Regions from separate parts of the Homo sapiens genome. Here region 1 is linked to region 2. Evidence: chromatin loops called from intact Hi-C (ENCODE). Cell type or tissue: gastrocnemius medialis. All regions are shown on one strand.

Region 1 (2,500 bases), 400 kb after region 2:
CCAGCAGGCCTGCCTTGCCCTCCCACGAGGACCCCAACTCTTCTCCACCAGCCCCAGCCCCCAACAAGATTTCCCAAAAGTGCCTGTTGAGGTCCAACCCCATGCTCAGCCTCTCCAGGCTTCCCTGGGAGCCCCTGACTCCTGCTGCCCAAATCCTGCCCTGTCAGCACCACCTGCCCCAGAGGCGGGACCAGAGACCATCACAGCCACCTCCGCACAGCCCCTCTCACGCTCAGTCACCCCAAGGCCCCTCCCCATGCAGGTGGGTGGTGGGTGGGCGAGGGCCCCAGCTCTGGCCGTGCCCTCAGCCCTGGGCTGCCAGTTTAGGCTGGTCTTAGGGAGCCAACCCTGGGGTATTGGTCTTCTGATCCCACCTCATGGTCTGACCTCATGATCTACCCACCTCAGCCTCCCAAAGTGCTGGGATCACAGGCGTGAGCCACAGCGCCGGCCACTTTTTTCCTCAAATGAATGAATAGTGCTAAATCTTTCTTTTTTCTTTTTTTTTTTTTTGGAGACAAAGTCTGTCATGAAAGCTGGAGAGCAGTGGCGCAATCTCAGCTCACTGCAGCCTCCGCCTCCTGGGTTCAAGTGATCCTTCTGCCTCAGCCTCCCGAGCAGCTGGGATTACAGGCATGTGCCACCATGCCCAGCTAATTAATTTTTATATTTTTAGTAGAGATGGGGTTTTGCCATGTTGGCCAGGCTGGTCTCGAACCCCTGGCCTCAGGTGATCCACCCGCTTCGGCCTCCCAAAGTGCTGGGATTACAGGCATGAGCCACCGTGCCCGGCCCCTCTGACTTTTTTGTTATGGATGATTTCAAACCCTATGAAGAACAGAGTAATGGAATGGACATGACCACTACCTCCTCACCGTCAGCTGTAACTAATATCAGACCTGCCACTCTAGCTCAGGTGTTTTCCATCAAGGAATAAACATCACGGGCAGAAGTGGGTGCCCCTCCCTGCTCTCCAACCCTCTCCAGAGGCAACCGTGACCCTGAATCCAGTGCCTCTCAAAATATTTTATAATTTTACTACTTTTGTAAGTGTCCAGCATTAGGGTCCTGTTTCACATTCACAGAAACGGACAGCATCAGGGTGCAGGATTAGAGACCCGCGATTCATTCCTTCTGCTCGATGCTGGGTTTGCGATGCCTCCTTGTCAAGACAGGCAGTTCCGGTTTAGTGCTGGGCCCCATCCAGAGGATGAATATGCCCAGAGGAGCAGCCCGTTCCTGGTGGACCAGCATGCAGGCCATTTCCAGTCTCCATCCTCCCGGGTGGGCAGCTCCCTGGGTGCCCAGAAGCAGGACTGTGTCCTCAGCTTGGCTGCCCTGACCAACCGCTCTCCCCTAAACGCCCCAGCATGTTCTCTCTGGAGGTGTGAGAACCTTCAGCTGGTCTCAAGGATTATCACGCCCTTCCTGGGGTCCCAGTGGCCGAGCCTCCCTGCTGGCTACTCCCTGTGTTGTCCGTGTTTCCTCCTGTGTGACCCCCGCCTGTCCGCGTCTCCTCCTGTGTGACCCCCGCCTCAACCCTGGGCTGCTTGTCTGACCATGACGTTCGCTAGATCTCCTGGACTCCGGCCTCAGCGCCGGATGCACAGAGATGACCTCCTTCCACTCCCTGGCTTGTATTTTTACTTAGTTATGTTGTCTTTTTTCAAACACAGTTTTTAAAATGTAATGTGGTCAAATGCGTCTCTCTTTACTTTGATAGCTTGTGACTTTAGTGACTTAAGAAACCCTTTCCTACCCTGAGGTCATCAATATTATGCCTGTTTTCCTTCTAAATGTTTTCAGGTTTAGCTTTTCACATCTGAGTTGTTTAATCTACCTGGTGTTTTATTTTTGTTTAGAGCGTGACACAGGCACCTAATTTTCCCCATGTAGAGAAGCCCCGGCCCAGCACACTCAGGGGACAGCCCAGCACACTCAGGGGACAGCCCAGCCCAGCACACTCAGGGGACAGCCCAGCCCAGCACACTCAGGGAACAGCCCGGCCCAGCACCCTCAGAGAACAACCCTCCTTCCTTGTAGATGTGGAGCACCCACCCACCTCAAAGCATCATCGTAAGCACATGGGCTGTTCCAGGCATCCACTTGCCTATCCCGGCACCAATGCCACGCTGTCTTAGAGGCAGGCGTCCCACATGATTCTTCTCTGAAACTCACTTAGCTCTGCTTGGCTCTCTGGCCTTCCACGTGGACCTTTGGACCAGCCGGCCAAATCCCACGAAAAACTCAGCTGGGATTGAGAAAGGCTGTTTGCGGAGAATCGACCTCGTTTTTCACTTTTTAAAATTAATCTCATTTTTCAAAACTTACACTTTTCATTCATGAACGTGGCATACGTCTCCATCAGTCAAGTCTTCTTTTATGCCCTTTGCAATGTTATAGTGGCCTGGACACCTTCCATCTGACGTTTTCTACATAGGTATCTTCGTAGGTTTTGAGGCTGCTGTTAATGAAGTATTTTTCTATTATATTTCAGCTT
Region 2 (2,500 bases):
TGGAAGAGAGACTATAAAAGTAAAGTCACATGCTTCACCTTACAGTGGTGAAAAGTAGCACTGAAGCCTCCATCCCTCCCCACAGGGGCCTGTGTGCTAGACCGGGACATGCCTGTCTTCCTTTCTTTGTCTGAAACAAAAATGGGTTCCTCCTCTGTTCTGGATCCTGCCTAACGGCATCCCCTGCAGGCTCTGCATTTGAACGCAGCCCTGCTGCAAACAGGACTGGACTCCGATTTCTCTCTCCTTTCTGCCTGTTTGTGGCGGTCCACTCCACCCCACCGTGCAGTGCTCAAGCAGCAGGGCCCGCACTGGCTCGTCTCTCCCTTGCTTGTGTCTAAGAACGGGCACCCGTTCCCCCTCTGGCCTGATAGGTTTCACCACTGTCTAAGTGTCCCCTTCCCCTACAGGGCAGGTGCCACTCTTTCCCTGCCCCCCGCTCCATCAGTGGCATGTGGAGGTTTCACCACTGTCTAACTGTCCCCTTCCCCTACAGGGCGGGTGCCAGTCTTTCCCTGCCCCCCACTCCATCAGCGGCATGTGGTTTCACATGCATCAGGCTGCTCTGTTTATTGGTGAGGCCGAGCATATTTCGTGTCCTCATTACCAGCCGTCTCCTGTGATTTGCTTACCATGGCCTCAGGATGCCGTGCTTCTGATTCATGTGGCCACCGCTGAGCAGTGGGTGTTTTGGGTACTGCCCTGGGGCTGATAGGAGGGGGATGACAGTCAGACCTAGAGAGACCTAGAAAGCAGCCAGTACTTGGCACCTTCTGTTTGCACAGCTAGAAGATTCAGCTTCTTCATGGCCACTCGGAGCAGAGCTTGCCATAGAAGTGCCTTTTTTCTCGTCACCTTGGTTCTGTTAATTTTGAAGATGATTGCCCAAATGGTGTGTTCAGAAGCACTCGGGTCACTGCTGCCCCTGTTGGTGTGGACACTCCTTTTGGGCAGCTGGGAGGTGACTTTGCTGGTCTTGCCATGCCCAGGAGCATCCAGGGGTGTCCAGGGGCTGGTGTTGGATTCCCCGGGGAGGGCCACAATCTTCTACCTGCTCAGGACATGCTGGAGGTCAGCATTCCCATTTTATAGGTGGGAAAATGCAGAGAGGTGATGTCACTGGCCAGGGCCCTGCAGCTGGGAATTGAGCCCAGGCCGTCTGGCTGATAAGTGGCAGCCTCCTCTGCTCCAAAGCCCCTCGTGCCTCTGTGAAGGCTGTGCCTCTGAGGAAGGTCCAGGCAGATCCCCTTCTCTGCTTCCAGGAGCGCCCCTGAGGCCGGTAATTCCTGGAGGGCCAAGGAGTGCAGGTGTGGAGAATGGGCGCCAAGGACCCTGCCAGGGCTGAGGGAGAGAGAGGGGCCTCCTCTAGGACTTGGGGACTAGATGGACCACTGCCGTGGGAATGCAGTGCCGCGGAGGCCGAGCCAGTCTCCACCAGAGGGCGCTGCTGGCCACTCGGAGGGAGCCGGGCGCTGGGCAGGGACTGCCGTTGGCCCAGCCTGCTCGGTCCTGGCTGTGAGCATAGTGGTTGGGGTTTCGCTCTGGAGCCCCGACCACGTTAGTGTGACTCCCTCTGTGAGGTCTCTCGTGTTGCTGGGGGGTCGAGCCGGTGAGCACCGGGGAATGCACCAGCTACCTGGGGCAGAACAGGAATGGGGTGCCAGTGCTACGCAGCACACATGTGTGCACACGTGCCTGAGGAACTAGACATCCAGGGCTGTCCCTTTATCAGGCATGTGGTGCAGCCGCGGCGGGAGAGCTTGTGTGCTCACCTGAGTCGGCGCCGGCTGGCATCAGTGCCTTCGCCTCTGACCGTGAGCAAAGGTATTGTCTTAGTTGAACCCCTCTGTCCTGTTTACTTTAACCTCCCCACCCTAGTGCTGGAGTCTTGTGTGAGGGCCTTCTGGCACCTCCCAGGTCGAGGGCCCGGGATTGGTTCCCCTCCCGAGCTCCAAGCCCTGGAGGCAGGTAGTACCCATGCCTGGTTCCGTGCCCAGCTCATGATGGGAGCCAGTGTTTGAGTACCTTTTCTGAAGGGGGCACTGGGAGGAGGTCTGCGTTTCCCCCAGGGTCGACCTTGGTTTAAGTGTTCACTTGTCGAGGTCTCTCTGAAGGTTGTGCCCTGCTCAAGGGCTGCTGTCCACCGCTGTCCCCACTCTCACGGTACGTGGGGACCTGGAGCCGGTCACTGCCGAGATTGGGGCTCCCTGTGGCTCTCCCCGTCGGGGTGGGACTCTCCGAACCTCACGAGCTCATTCCACGGTTATTGCCATTAGACGCATGGCTGAGCTTGCATGCAGGCGTGGACTTGGGCCAGCACACTCTGTGCTGTGGCTCAGAGCTCCTGCTTGGCGGGACTCCTCATCAGTCCGCTGTGTGAAGAGAGAAGCGGTGTGGGTGTCGCTCAGCAGCTGTGGTTGGGGGCCTCTGGGAAGGACAAGCGCCGTGGCCTGCGGTGATGAAGGGCTCCGCGTCATGGTGCACTTGTGTTCCCTGGGTG

What was found. A loop is a pair of places that touch in the nucleus more often than their neighbours do. Peaks named below come from ENCODE experiments on the same cell type or tissue, not always from the same donor. Only the 100,000 strongest peaks of a DNase experiment are listed, where the experiment ranks them.
Region 1: a loop joins it to region 2, with 5 times the contacts of the local background. A loop is called at or near these places in 15 of 110 quality-filtered maps.

The regions. Positions count from the first base shown.
Region 1 is chr11:1,115,897-1,118,396 of GRCh38, reverse strand. No RefSeq gene overlaps it. Among named protein-coding and RNA genes, the nearest start is that of MUC5AC, 41 kb to the left of the region's middle. In gastrocnemius medialis, no CTCF peak of the experiment used is centred here; a DNase peak (open chromatin) is centred at 1,506.
Region 2 is chr11:1,514,619-1,517,118 of GRCh38, reverse strand. No RefSeq gene overlaps it. Among named protein-coding and RNA genes, the nearest start is that of MOB2, 29 kb to the right of the region's middle. RefSeq lists a silencer at 1,364-1,553. In gastrocnemius medialis, a CTCF peak has its summit at 1,427 (motif pointing right); a DNase peak (open chromatin) is centred at 1,458; H3K4me3 peaks cover 607 bases; H3K27ac peaks cover 417 bases.